4 separate regions of the Homo sapiens genome follow, and all the other regions are linked to region 2. Evidence: chromatin contacts called from ENCODE Hi-C or POLR2A ChIA-PET data. All regions are on one chromosome and are shown on one strand. The core of a region is the stretch at or near the end of the contact, and the rest is flanking DNA. Distances in the headings are between cores, read along the strand shown.

What was found. Hi-C counts contacts between places; a loop is a spot of excess contacts on that map. ChIA-PET counts read pairs that join two places held with the same protein, here RNA polymerase II (POLR2A). Pooled maps may share reads with other maps.
Region 1: a map of CD4-positive, alpha-beta T cell shows a loop between it and region 2 (9-fold over the local background). The contact joins the promoter of DESI2 here to the promoter of OPN3 in region 2. A Hi-C loop is called at or near these places in 6 of 168 maps with a recorded cell type or tissue (CD4-positive, alpha-beta T cell, CD4-positive, alpha-beta memory T cell, CD8-positive, alpha-beta T cell and 2 more), 2 of 37 single-sample maps with no recorded cell type and 17 of 50 pooled maps.
Region 3: a loop to region 2 is called in a map of naive thymus-derived CD4-positive, alpha-beta T cell, with 9 times the contacts of the local background. The contact joins the promoter of COX20 here to the promoter of OPN3 in region 2. A Hi-C loop is called at or near these places in 3 of 168 maps with a recorded cell type or tissue (CD4-positive, alpha-beta memory T cell and naive thymus-derived CD4-positive, alpha-beta T cell), 1 of 37 single-sample maps with no recorded cell type and 14 of 50 pooled maps. POLR2A ChIA-PET finds 5 or more read pairs at or near these places in 1 of 52 experiments (GM10248).
Region 4: a loop to region 2 is called in a map of naive thymus-derived CD4-positive, alpha-beta T cell, with 26 times the contacts of the local background. The contact joins the promoter of EFCAB2-AS1 here to the promoter of OPN3 in region 2. A Hi-C loop is called at or near these places in 1 of 168 maps with a recorded cell type or tissue (naive thymus-derived CD4-positive, alpha-beta T cell) and 10 of 50 pooled maps. POLR2A ChIA-PET finds 5 or more read pairs at or near these places in 1 of 52 experiments (T-cell).

What each region holds. Positions count from the first base shown.
Region 1 is chr1:244,651,738-244,654,990 of GRCh38, reverse strand. It overlaps DESI2 (desumoylating isopeptidase 2), which reads right to left and starts at 1,865. Exons shown (of 5, transcript NM_016076.5): 1 at 1,636-1,865. The coding sequence starts at 1,677. RefSeq lists a silencer at 1,352-2,121 and enhancers at 2,202-2,361, 2,621-3,194.
Region 2 is chr1:241,638,571-241,642,048 of GRCh38, reverse strand. It overlaps OPN3 (opsin 3), which reads left to right and starts at 1,680. Exons shown (of 4, transcript NM_014322.3): 1 at 1,680-2,167. The coding sequence starts at 1,795. CHML (CHM like Rab escort protein) reads left to right here and starts at 1,680. Exons shown (of 2, transcript NM_001381853.1): 1 at 1,680-2,167. RefSeq lists silencers at 1,351-1,930, 2,261-2,310 and enhancers at 1,413-1,982, 1,983-2,553.
Region 3 is chr1:244,833,886-244,837,199 of GRCh38, reverse strand. It overlaps COX20 (cytochrome c oxidase assembly factor COX20), which reads right to left and starts at 1,542. Exons shown (of 4, transcript NM_198076.6): 1 at 1,444-1,542. The coding sequence starts at 1,485. RefSeq lists silencers at 1,189-1,478, 1,519-1,568, 1,809-2,148 and enhancers at 1,649-1,768, 2,309-2,368, 2,872-3,314.
Region 4 is chr1:244,969,006-244,972,340 of GRCh38, reverse strand. It overlaps EFCAB2-AS1 (EFCAB2 antisense RNA 1), which reads left to right and starts at 1,472. Exons shown (of 2, transcript NR_111907.1): 1 at 1,472-1,529; 2 at 2,362-3,335. It overlaps DRC8 (dynein regulatory complex subunit 8), which reads right to left and starts at 2,659. Exons shown (of 8, transcript NM_032328.4): 1 at 2,298-2,659; 2 at 1,898-2,012. The coding sequence starts at 1,922. It overlaps LOC124900416, which reads left to right and starts at 1,771. Exons shown (of 4, transcript XM_054328428.1): 1 at 1,771-2,015; 2 at 2,017-2,086; 3 at 2,089-3,335. The coding sequence starts at 1,804. The coding sequence ends at 2,355. RefSeq lists an enhancer at 997-1,366 and silencers at 1,537-1,626, 1,637-1,996, 2,007-2,186, 2,457-2,596.

The DNA of each region.
Region 1 (3,253 bases), core at 616-3,115, 3.0 Mb before region 2:
CTCTTCCTCTATTCTCACAAATTCTTTTAGGCTCTGAAACCATGGCTTCTGGCCACTGTATACTCCTAATTTAAATACGGGTTTGTTTAATAATCTAGGAGAAAAGGCACACTGTGATCTCAAGAGCAGAATATATTCTGAAAGACAGTAATAGCCCTCATGAATAAAAAACAAACCAAATTCAGATTAGGGGGATGTGCACAGAGAAAGTAAAAGGGCAGTTAAGAGTCTTGAAAGATAAAGGTGTTCAGCTGAACACAAAAAGTTTAAATCCAGAGAATTATTTCTCAACCAGTGACACAGGCCACAGAACTTACAAAGTGCCATGGTTTTCTAGGATCTTTTGTTTGGCTTATTCTCCTCTTCAACTTTTTCTGTCCTGTTCCACTTTTCTCAGCATGTTAACTCATCTCCTTTCATCTCCAGGCTCACATCAGAATTCAACAGAGGACTCATCTCAAGTGGCAGGCAGTTCCTACACCCTTCTGACACAATTCCCAGATATGGCATGAGAAATCCCACTCTACCCAAGATATAATAACACTGTAAATTTAGAAACTTATAAATAATACAAGGGAATACAAAGTTTAGAACTGTATAAGACTCTTGGCCTGTAGTATTTCTGCTCTCCTGCATCTTTAAGCCAACAAAAATAACGACGGGCAATTTTTCATTTGTCAGTCAACTTACAAGGAATTTTAAGCACTGCAGTCAGAGGTACTAATCCAGTCTACAGAACAAAAACCCATTCTACAGAACAAAGCAAGCAAACACACCCAAACATGCATCTAACTGCAACGACAATTCTCTACCGGGTGCTTTTTTCTGGGGGCATTTCACTGCAAAAATCAGGCAAACCAGTTCTTGGACTCGATTCTGCGTGCTTGCCATACTCCAAAGTTAGATGATACAATAAACAACTTCTTCCCTTCCCTCTCCCGTGGTCACGTCACCTGTTGCATCACCTGGAAAGTGGTCTTCAGAGTGTAGGAAAGGAGCACCACCAGGATCTCTAAATAATTCAGCTGGGCTATTTTCTTGAGAAATGTTAGCCTCATTCATATTTTAACGAGGTTGCCTTTAACACACAAGGAAAGGGTGTGTTGGCTCCTGTTCACCTTTGAAGAGATTCTAGCACAGGCACCCGAAAGCTGTGACCTTCTGGACTTAGAGGGGCTTGGGAGTTTCTGAAGACGTAGCCATGGAGAGAGACGGACAGTTCGGCAGAAGCAGAGGAGCTGGGAGCGCAGGCGGTCGGGACGGGGGTCCCGGGGCAGCCCCGGGGGCCGGCAAGTGGGGTTGGAAACGCAACGGAAGCTTTGCCGAAAGGACACTGCACGTCGGCCAAGGGGTCGGGCCCAGAGCCGGGGTCGGGTCCAAGCTGAGCGGATGGGAGAGGTTCAAGCCCACCCGAGCTTTGGCCAAAACCCTCGGGCTGACTGGGTTCACCGGAGCGTCGACGAGTGCGAGGATTAAAAAATAACAATACTCCCTCCTTCACCCCCGGCTTCCCCCGAGAACTAGGCTGGAGGCGGAGACGCCAGGCAGGAAGCGCCTGGGGCCGGGGTCCGAGCCCCACGGGCGAGAGGAAGCCGGCCTGGGCCAGGGCTCGGGGCCGCCAGGGGCCGCACTCACCATGTCGTACACGTTGAGCACCACTAACTGGTTAGCCCCCATCCTCCTCCCCGCGGCCGCCGCCTCGTCCTCAAGCCGCTCCGTCTCCGCGGGGCCGGAGGCCGCTCTCACCCCCGCGGGCGCTTCAGGGGGCCTGAGCCGGGCACTAAGCGTACAGCCCGGCCCGCGGCAGCCGGGGCGGAAGCATCGGGCAGCCGAGCCGCTCCCGGGCGCCGCCGACAGGAGCGTCTGTGCGGACGGGGCCGGACCGTTGGCGGCCCGCTCCGGATGAGGCACCTCCCCTAGGCGGCAGACACGTGGGGAAAGGCGGGGCTTGAGCAAGGGGCGGGCGCCAGGCGCCCCGGGGGCGGGGCCGGCCCGGCGCCAGGACTGAGCCCGCCTGCGCTCTGGTTCTCGGCCGGCGCACCTCGGGACCTAAAATGGCGGCAACTCCGGCGCCTCCGCGTCCTGGAGGAACGGGGACCCAGGAAGACTACAGTTCCCAGCATGCAGTGAGGATTCCCCCTTGCTACTATAAGTGCAGAGGCGGAGTCTCAACAGCCCTTCGACTACAACTCCCTGCATGCCGCGGGGGCCCCGGTCCTACCAGACCAGGCCTCCCCGGGAGACTACAACTCCCAGCATGCAGTGCTTTAGAGCTGCGGCAGATCCCTTGCCGCCCGCGGGCGGTGAAATCTCCTACCTTCATTCACCCTCTCATCTCAGGTGCTGCTGCTGTTAGTAGTTCATGTTGCGTTGAGCTCGATGAAGCCAGCGAAATGTGGCAAAAGACCAGAGTGATGACCCTAAGTTTTCCAAATGCTTCCTCACCTTTTATTTGGCAAGGGGAGTGGTGGGGAAATAGAGGAAGACGAGTTACTGGTGTGGGATGAGGTGTAACGTGCATCCAATTAATCCTCAATGTGGAATTTACATTTTGTGAAACTATCCTGCTGAGATGGGAAGGGTACAGTAACCGTAGCTTAGCACAATCCTGGGACGTAGTATGCAGCTCTGCATTAATTCAACAAATGTTTGTTATGTGCTTCCTATGTGCCAGGCAGTGTTGTAGGCCCTCGGGAATGCCGTGATAAACAGGAACAGGGACATACAAAATATCACTGGTATGTGCTTTGCAGAAAATTTAAGTAAGGTGAAGTCATTCTTAAATTGGCTGCACGGGGAAGATCGCTGTAATGAGTTTTAAGCTGAAATGTGAATGACAAAGCCAGCCCCGCAGATATGAGGGGGAGGAGTATTTCAGTCAAAGGGAACAAATGCAAAGATCTGAAGCATGAAGGAGTTTTCTGTATTCAAGGAAACAAAAGATCACTCTTGCTGGGACACAGTAGGCAAGGAGTCGACGGTACTAGATGAGCTGGGCAGGTAGGCAGAGGCCAGATCCCGGAAGGATTTTAAAATTCATAACAGGGGTTGTATTTTAAACGAAGCCATAAGTTTGGACCAGGGAGTGAAATGAGTGTGCGTGTGTTTAAAAATGATTACTTGGGTTGCTGTGTGGAAAATGGATTTCAGAGAGGCAAAGGAGGTGGAAATAGGGAGATGAGTGTGGCAGATTGTGAAAATAGCCACAAATTATTTCCAGTCTCCCAAATTATACTCTTTGGTGGTGTCTACC
Region 2 (3,478 bases), core at 431-2,930:
GCTTAAGAAATCCTACTGCCTCGGCCTCCCAAAGTGCTGGGGTTACAGGAATGAGCCACCACGCCTGACCCCTATTTCTTCATGGCATTTGTCAGTGGCTGACACCCTACGTATTTATCTAATTTTTGTTTGTTCTCCCAACACGACTGGAATGTGAGCTTTATAAGGGCAATGACTCAGCAATGAAGAATGAATAGGAAAAAATATAGCGAGTTCTTTATTCATTCATTCAAATTACTATTTATTGAGAACTTACTGTAGACTAGACACAGAAAACACTTTCGACATTAAACATATAGAACTTGTTAAATAGTTATGTTTTGTTCAGTGGTTGTACAAATCTAAAATTAACAATTAAAAGTGTGTGTGTGTTTTTTAAGGGGTGGGTGGGTAGGAAGTCTCACAGATGGCGAGTCCAGAGCAGAAGCCTTGAAGGAAAATCAAGGTGTCAAAGGCAGAGCACACTGCCCCTTAGCTATTGCTCAGTGCACCAGGGTGGAGAGCTGCTGCCAGCCTATTAGATCCTCTCTCCAGGGAATTCAGAATGTGGATTGATCCAAGCTAGTCATTCCCTACTGATCTTTCAAACAGAGGTGAGGCACGCCCGTATGGAGAGCAGTTTCTTTAGCTTGCACAAACCCTGTGTTCGTCACCAGTGTCCAGGACAGGCTGCAGGTGTGGCTGGGGACTGTGATCTTCTTGTAGGGCCTCCTTAGGGATTGTGCAACCACAAAGGCAGAAGCAGCTCTTGCAGAGTGTGATGACGTTCACAACCTATATTTGACTTGTACTATATTCTCATCACTACAGGAGAAGAGGCCCAATGGGAAATGTGTGCTGTTCTAAATATAGCACCTGCCTCCTATACCTGCTAGATTTAGGTTGAATCTTTCACTGCCTGTGAAGGACTTTAGCAGGCCTCAGTGACCGGAAAGATCTACCCACGCTTTCAAGCACAGGAAGGACGGTATTGGAAGGCCTTGGGGTCCAGCCCAGGGCTTAAAGTCAGTTCCATTGGAATGCCATTTTCAGAGAGTTTTCATCCCAGACTCTCCAAGGGTGGCAGGCTCTTGTATCAGCCCTGGGACATGTGTCCTCTAGCAGTCAGGTAGTTAGGCAGGCACCTGTCTATCAATTTGTTGTTTTTCTTCTCAGTTTTCCGGTAAGACTACCCCGAGCTCTTCAATGTTTTCTTTGCTTTTGTTTACATTGAGTGTATGACGCGGGATGGGCTTCGTAGGCTGGTTGTGGGTTATTACAGCTTCCCAGGAAGGGGAGAAACCCAATTCTTGCCAGCACGTGGTGGGCGCAGGCGCTCATAAATACTTAGGAATAAATGAATGTATAAGTGAGTGCATGAATGGGTGAGTGGACACGAAGCTTTCAAGGTGGGTGCAGGGAGGTGGGGGTGTGAAGAGCCATCGAGGCTACCCTGCGGCCCTGGCCCCCAGGCTATCCCGCGACGCGCGTCCACGCCGACCAGCGGAAGGTGCCCAGCCAGTGGGGGCGGGGCGAGCTAGCCGCGAGGACGCGCCCGCGGGGGGGCGGGGCTAAGAGGACGCGCCGGGAGCAGCGGAGCGACGAGGACAGGCCGCGGGGAGGGGCGGGGCCACGGGGGGTGCGCCGGGCGGAAGGGGCGGGAAGAGGGCGGGCCCGGCGCGCGGTAGCGCGGGCCCCTCAGTGCACAATGGCTAGAGCAGGCGGCGGAGCCCCAACCCCACCCAGTGCGGAGCGCGCCGCGAGCCCCGCCGCAAGCTGAGCGCCTCCGCCCGCCAGGCGCGCCGGCGCCGGGCCATGTACTCGGGGAACCGCAGCGGCGGCCACGGCTACTGGGACGGCGGCGGGGCCGCGGGCGCTGAGGGGCCGGCGCCGGCGGGGACACTGAGCCCCGCGCCCCTCTTCAGCCCCGGCACCTACGAGCGCCTGGCGCTGCTGCTGGGCTCCATTGGGCTGCTGGGCGTCGGCAACAACCTGCTGGTGCTCGTCCTCTACTACAAGTTCCAGCGGCTCCGCACTCCCACTCACCTCCTCCTGGTCAACATCAGCCTCAGCGACCTGCTGGTGTCCCTCTTCGGGGTCACCTTTACCTTCGTGTCCTGCCTGAGGAACGGCTGGGTGTGGGACACCGTGGGCTGCGTGTGGGACGGGTTTAGCGGCAGCCTCTTCGGTGAGTTGGACTGGGAGAAGGCAGCCTCCCCTCTGCAAACTTCCACTCCCCACCCCGCTGCCCGCTCCGTGCGTCCGCCCCCCAGCCCGCCCCGCACCGCTTCCCGCTCGGCCCCGCGCCCCCCGCCCTACACCGCCCCGCTCCCCGCTCGCCTCCTCAACGCTGCCCGACCCCAGCCGCATGGCGGGTGCCTTCCTCTTCCTCCGTCCCCTCCCGCCCCACGCTGTCCAGGACTCCATTCCTGTGGTCTCTCATCTGCCCCCCACGTTGACCCCAAACCCCGGCCCGCCTCCTTTCTTATTTGTTTTTACCTCCTAAGATCACTCAACAAGGCACGAAACCACGGCTTTTTACACTTTGAGGAAAGAGACGAGGGCCTGTAGAGTCAAGAGATTCAAGAAAAAAAGTGATTAACTCGTGAAAGTTGGAGGGAGTGATGAGATTAGATTCATGTACTACTATTTGTTTCCTAAAATGAGAGTAGAAAACCAAAATAACAATGTGTAAAAAAAAATTCTCATTAGTACTTGTAAACCTTTGAATGCTTTCTAGGGAATGAGACAGTTTCATTCAGGTCCTCAGAATGCAAATTGGCATGTGCCCTGTAAGCTGTTTTTACTATTTTCCGTCTTATAGATGGGTTCCAGCACACCAGAATCTTGGGTGAGATTACAAATGGCTCAGCCAATACCATCTCAGGTGAACAAATACTGTAATTAGCTCTGCAATCGGTAGATTTCATTAAAGTAGAACTTCATTGTTGAAGATGTATTTCGACAGTACTCTTATTATGGAAGATTTAAGTTTCACTGAGACATGATGTTTTGAAGGATGATCAACAACTCAGCAAATCATTGAAGGAAGCGTAGAAAGGAAATTATTTTTTTGTGTGCCTCAGGAATTTCATTTGTAGGGAGATTTGAAATAGAAATGTGTATTTCTCAAGGCTTAAAGTTCCTTTTTTAAATCCTGAAATCCATTGATACTTTATTGCTTTAATCTTGGTAGGTTTGGGAGAACAAAAATCTTTGTAGAATTATCAAAAATATTTTCTTATTCAGTAACCTCTATGCTATGACAAACCCAAATATTATATTTGTAATGATTCATTTTTTGGCGTTTTGAAGGAAATAAGAAAATAGATTTTATTTGATTGCTTCAGAGGTTATAATATTTTCCTCCCCGCCCCTCATAAGCTTTAATCTGATAATTTCATTTGAACAAACATTTGAAATTTAGGGAGGGGACTGCAAGTGTATGTAGGCTGTGGTATGGACGACTATGGGATTACACTCCTTATATTAATTGTAA
Region 3 (3,314 bases), core at 293-2,792, 3.2 Mb before region 2:
TCTTCATTTCAACAACTACAGTATTGTTTTGCTACTTACTGATGGGCCAGTTAAATAGGTCAATGTTGATCCTCTTTTAAGTTTTTTTTTTTTAATTTCCAATGGATTAAACCACCTTTATGACCTTTAAAAACAGCAGTTATCTCCTACCAAAAGTCCCATTCAGGATTCCAGTGTTTATCACAAAACTGAATCTAGGATTTACTGTGTGTATGCAAAGATCTTTTTTTTTTTTTAAACACTAAGCTTATTCCAGATGGGCAGTGTATGGGACAGTAAAAACAGATAAGGCACCAGTAGTACGTAAACTGACAACCTGTTGGATATTAAGTATGAAAACAATTTATACAATATTTGTTAATATTAACCATATGATCTGATGTCATGGCCAAATTTGGATGGAAGCCCACCAGAGAAGCAAGCAAGAGCAAGAAGTGAGCAGAATTTCCAAGCTGGGAGAATATCTTAAGTATATATTAGGAGCCATTTAGCACACAGTGGGTCTTCTATAAATATTTGCTCGTGATTAGCCAATGTTACGATCTCCCTAGTTTATATTAAACTTTTTTCCTCTTGCATTATTCTTTTCTGAATACCTGTTCTGCCCTGAGGATATAAATTAGGTTCCCTGCTCTTAATAAGGAGCCCAGGAAAAGAGGAAAACAAGATCATTTATTACCTTCCAATATGATAAATGTAACGACGTACAAGATGCCTGGGAAGATGGGGAAAGTACGTAAGTCAGCTTTGGTGAAACACAGGAGCCCTTCCAGGGAGAGCGCTTGGTTTAGCTTTACTATACCAAGAATTTGGGTTTTATCCTTAAAGAGATAGGATGGGCTGCTACGACTGGATGTTAGGCAGAGGAATGAAAACTGTCCAGTTTACAGGCTGGAAAGGGCCAGCGGACAATAGTGGAAGGTGGATTCAGGAGAGTATGGAGACAGGGACACCAGCTAGGGAGGCTACTGGTGATGGGGAAGAAATCTTAACCCTTCATCTCATCGTAGTACAATCAAGTCATCCCTCAGCAATTACTCCTATGTTAAATGTGATGAATACAACGTGTTAAAGACAAGGCACCTGTCCTCAACGGAGCTTTAATCTCTACTATTAGCCTTTACTAACAAATTACAGTGCAGTGCCCTTAGCAGCAAAATTTTCTCGCCAAAGATTCAGTATTGTTAGCTTATTTCATAATGACCTGTAGTAAGTCATTAGTACTACTGGTCCCCTCCTCCCCCTAGTTTTGGTCAATTTTGTCCCGGCCACTTAGATTAAAATGTTGGAGGCTTGGGATAAGGACTAGGAACAGTTAAAATAGTTTCAAGCCCATGGGTGGCAGAGAAGCCAGTGACACGTGCTCCGGGCCTAGGAGCTCCGCGGAGAACGTCCTTACCCACCGCCCACCCGCGGCGCGCGCCCCGCCGACCCCCAGGTTACCTTCCTCTCCTCGGGCTCACCGGGCTCCGGCGGGGCGGCCATGAGGACTACTCCGCGACTCCACCCGCCCTGCACCGCCGGGGTCGCGGAAGCAGAAGCCCGGCTGGCCGCGCCCCTCCCCGTCCCGCCCCCACGCGCCGCCGCCTCCCGCCCTGTTCCGACGCGCCGGCCGCCATTTTAGGGAATGTTCCTAACGCTCCGCAGTGGCCGCACGGGGCCGGGCTGTCATGTCCTTTGTTCCGTCGAACGGGTCACACTTTCTTCCAAGCTCGGCACACAGCCTGCAGGGGCGGGAGAGCGGAAGGAGATGGGTTCGGAAAACAAACCGACTCCTAGATTCCTGGCGAGGTGGGGGCGTAACCGAGCCAGACAGCCCCGCTTCCCGCGCCAGCCCCCTGCTCCGCCCCAACCGCCATTTCTAACCGTCTCCGGCGCGCGTGCTCACACGCACGAGCCTCGGGCGCGCGCCGAGGGGCGGGGCCGCTGCTTTGTCCTGCGGGGTGGGCCCCACCGCGGGGGTCGGCCCGGCCCCAGCCCCCAGCCCGCCCCAGCCCACCGACCCGGAAGGCGCTCCGCGCTGGCTCGGCGGCCCTCGTCCCCTAAGTGTCCTTTGTCCTTCCGGCCACGGGACGAGCCCTTGGTGCCGGGGCAGCCCCACTCTGCACCAGCAGCCATTTAGTCCCCCGCGCCTGCCTTGCGCAAACGGGGCTCCCACGCCCACCCCACTTCCTCCCTTTTATAGTTTCATTACTAAGTGGCTTTAACATAGAACCGCGCAGTTCGCCTAAAGGAGACTGGGGACAAAATGGAGGGAGCAGCTCGCTAATGAACATGCGTCAGCACGTTGGTGTCCGCGGAGAGGGCGCGCGTGTGGCGAAGTCTTCCGGCGTCCCCGAAGGAAAAATGCCTCTGCAACGTGCATTTTTGATGTGAAGTCGTGTTCCACGTTTCACTCCTCCCTAAGACTGCGACATAACGTGAAACAAAATACTGCATATTGTCGAGCTCAATGGAGAACGCGTGCATGCAGGGTCGAGCCCATTTTTCAGCCATCAAAATAATACAATGCAATTTTTTCTAGTATTTATAATTTTTCCCCTTTAACTTTATGCCTCCTTTATGTACTTCTACATTTCACGTTTAGGTTATATGTAACCTAAGGGCACTCCTTAGGAAACTGGACTTGTAGAATATGTCATTGTGCAAAGTCATGCTGCTTCGAATTATGCTGCGCGCTGGCACACAGCAAGCGCTCAGTGTTAACGATGTCGAATTCATATTAAGTACTGTTCATTGGGCGTTTTCTTACTCCGTAAGGACCTTACTTGCATGCCCATTTGATACCTTTCTACAATCCCAGTAAAATACACAGTTAAGGTTGTGTATTTATGTGTCACATTTTTTTTTTTGAGGTTTTTTTTTGCGGGGGCGGGGGGGGTTTTTTTGTTTTTGTTTTTGAAATTGTAGTTAGAAACTACATACTGTGCCGGGCGCGGAGGCTCACGCCTGTAATCCCAACACTTTGGGGGCTGAGGCGGGCGGATCACGAGGTCAGGAGTTCGGGACCAGCCTGGTCAACTTGGTGAAACCTCGCCTCTACTAAAAATACAAAAATTAGCCTGGCGTGGTGGGGGGCGCCTGTAATCCCAGCTACTCGGCAGCCTGAGGAAGGAGAATAGCTTGAAAACGGAAGGCGGAGGTTGCAGGGAGCCGAGATCGTGCCACTGTACTCCAGCCTGGGAGAAAGAGCGAAACTCCGTCTGGGCGGGGGGAGAAACTACATACTGCTCTACTGTTTGCTAGGGAAAAGAAAAAAAGTCACCCTACTGGTGATATCCTGCCAATTCTGGATTCTCTGCTGAAATTATAAT
Region 4 (3,335 bases), core at 223-2,722, 3.3 Mb before region 2:
CTTACTCATCTCACCTTCCTTGGAAGCAAAGACAATGTCTTTCATTTTCGTATCTTTCAAAGTTCTAAGTAGAATGCCTTATCTACATAATGGCATTGAATATATGTATTCTGAATGAATGGCATCCAGCTTTTAACAGTCATTACTTCTATGAGTTATCGACAAAATTGTTTCTCTGAATTTACTTTAAATGGAAAAAAATTGTTCAAAAGCTGAAAAATCAGGAAAGCTCTCAGTTTTTAAAAAACGAGAAATACTGTATTTGTACCATACTCCAGTGCGTTTTTTCTCATGCTGACCTAACCAAGTCTTTTTTAAGAAAATAAATATCCATAATTACCTTGCTAGTTTATCTCCTAATGGCTTTTTTTTTTTTTTTTTTGGTAAAGAACAAAAATAAGCCATCCATTTTTCTGGGAAAGTTTTAAAATTATCCTTTTCTTTGTATGTAAGGGCATCTTCGTAAAGCTAATACCTACAAAATAATCCTGGCTTCTCAGATTAATATTACATAAAAATCACGGTATCCTTGTTATCAATAGAGAGATCGTTGGCAGTTTCATGTGTTTCTTCGCCGATTTTCTGTGATCACCGGAACAAGTGACTAAATATCTCAGGGTTCGTTTCTTCCCTTGTAAATATTAGCTGTTAACCTGACCACACTTGGTTCTATGCTGAGAAAAATGGTTTGAGAGGGTGTTTTGAGCACTCCAGAAAGAAAACAAAGGACGAATATTATTTTCACTTCCTACTTGTTTACCTTTACTGTTTCATGGCTTTTTGGATATTTTTGGGTGACTGCCAACTATCAAACACAATTATTTTTTAGTACCTAAGGGCATGGTAACAAAGGATCGGGTTTTAATCATACCATGAACTGAAAACAACATGAACGGTCTTGCAAATAAACGTAATCACTTTTTGGCTTCTCCGCACAGACAACACATCGATGCCTCCGAACTGGCGACCTTAAGCCTCGAAGCGCAGTCCCGCCTCTGCAGGCGGCCACCGCGCGGGGCTGGGTGGTCCCCTGGGAGAGGCCCGGCCGGCGCACAGCGGTTCCAAGATCTCAACCAGGTTTTGGTTTTTCGTCGTTATTAAAATTGCTGTTTGGGTGTGTGTCTTTTTTTTTTTTTAAGACAAGACACTAGGCCAATTGCGCGGCGCTAGCCGGCGGCGGGGCAGGCATTTCGGAGGACCGGGAAGCTCGGAGGCAGCGGCTGTGACCTCCAGACCGTCCTCCTGCGTCCTCATTAAGGAGGCAAAATGGTGGCCGCGAACGCCATCAGGCTGCGCCAGCGCGGGGTTTCGGCGCAAACAGAGGATCCCGTCAGATTCAGGCGGCCAGAACTCCTCCTCACCCAGGCCACCCCCCGGGGCCCACAGCCTGGACAGCTACGGGCGTGGCGCCTGCGGCACCGAGACCCCAGGCGAGAGTGTGGAGGCGGCGGCGGCTTCCCCGCGACCGTGAACAACGACGCCATTATCAGCACCCCCTGCCGGCGCCTCCGGCGCAGCCCGCGCAGGATGCAAGGCCCGGCCTCCGAGGGAGGGGGAAGGAGGACGGGGCGGGAGGAGGGGAAGAGGGTGAAGAGGGCGGGAGGAGAAAGAAGAAGGCGGGAGGAGGGGAGAGAGAAGAGGGAGGGAAGAGGGGAGAGAGGCGGGGCGGGGCGGGGGAGAGAGGCGGGGCGGGGCGGGGCGGAGCGGCGGGCCGGGCGGGCTACGGGGACGGGGGCAGGGCGACTGCTGCTGCCGGGTGGCCCCCTCCTCAGGCCGCCCTTTCCCTGCGGGTGGGAACTCCAGATGGACGAGGGCCCACCCCACCCGGCGCTTCCCCGTGCAGCCCGGGGTCGCGGCGGGCGGCGAGGGCAGCGGCTCCCCGGCTCCCCTACCTTACCTTCCCTGTCCTTCTCGTCCGCCATCTTGCTGCGGAGCCGGTCGCCTGGGAGATGCCTAACGATAACCTCGGCCGCGGTGTCCCGGCCTGCTCAGCGCCCCGCGGCGAGCCTGGCCTGGAGGAGGGGCCGCTCTGAATCCCGGGGGAGGAAGACCCTTGGGCGGGGCGGGGCGGGGAGGAGGCTCCGAGCGCGCGCCCTGTCCCCGTTTCGCGCCACGACCCTCGCGCTGGGGGAAGACCAGAGGCCCCGTCTGCCACCCGGCCCCCGGCCTTGTCCCTCCAGACCCGAGGCCGGAGCCGGACTTGTCCCGGGCCTAGCATGTTGCTTCATCACACGGTCCCCAACCCCTCCTTTCCCTTATTTCTCATCCATTTGGGGACAGCACGCGCGCGCACACACCCCTCGCCCCCTCCTGTCCTGTTTGTGCGACGTGGCGTTGCTCGATTTTTGTTGTTAACTGCAGATTTTGAAAAGCGCCGGAGAGCTAGGTGAAGAGCTGGGCTCCCAAGGGGGTGATAGAACCAGCCCGCGGCCCGGCCTCCTCCTCCCGCTTCCCATTCGCAGCCCGCCTCCCGCCGGGAAGCGGCCCGGCTGCTGCAGAACGGCCGCGCCTGCCCTCCCGGTTTCTCCCGTCCAGTCTTCACCGTCCTTTCCCAGAGAAAGCGACAGCACAGCCTATGACAACCGAAGCTAAAACGGAAAAACTGGGCCGGGCGCAAGAGGAAACCAGAGCCATTCGACTATTGCTAGAGGAGAGGAATAGCTGCAGGAAAACATGCGCAAAATAGCACAAACATTGCGTCGTCAAGGCTGCAATGTCTAATACAAAATAGAAGGTTCTCATAGCAACAAAAACGTGCCCATGTTGTGCTCAGTATTACATGCGTTAAAATGTTCTTAGTTGTGAAATTTGACATGACCGCTAGTTAAAGTTACAATGGAAGTTTTAAATCCCGCTTTCCGAAAACTTTGCAGCTATAGCATGAAGTTAAATTTTTGTCTTATTTTCTGGATAAGTTTACTATACTGGAACATAGTAAAGCTCTTTTTATAAAGAGCTTTGAATAAAATACCTAATGATGTGGTTGAAACGAACACCTATTTTCAAAACTAATCTTAAGTGGTATTTCAGTGCATATGTTATGTAAAAGCAATTTATAAACTAAATTTTAAGAGCCTTCAAAATACAAGGTACTCGTATTTAATGACTTAACAGTTTTAATGCTTTTATTGTTTCTATAATCTCTCAGGAAATCCTAAAACTGACTATATTTTTCTTTATTAAAATAACTTTTTCTGTAGAAGATACCCATTTGGCGCTGTGATCAGCATTCTACTTGAAATTGAATATAAACAACTGAATCATTACAAAATGGCTCATGTTAGAAGATACTTAAAACGAATACAATCTTGTACAGTAAATGTTTAACACCCCAA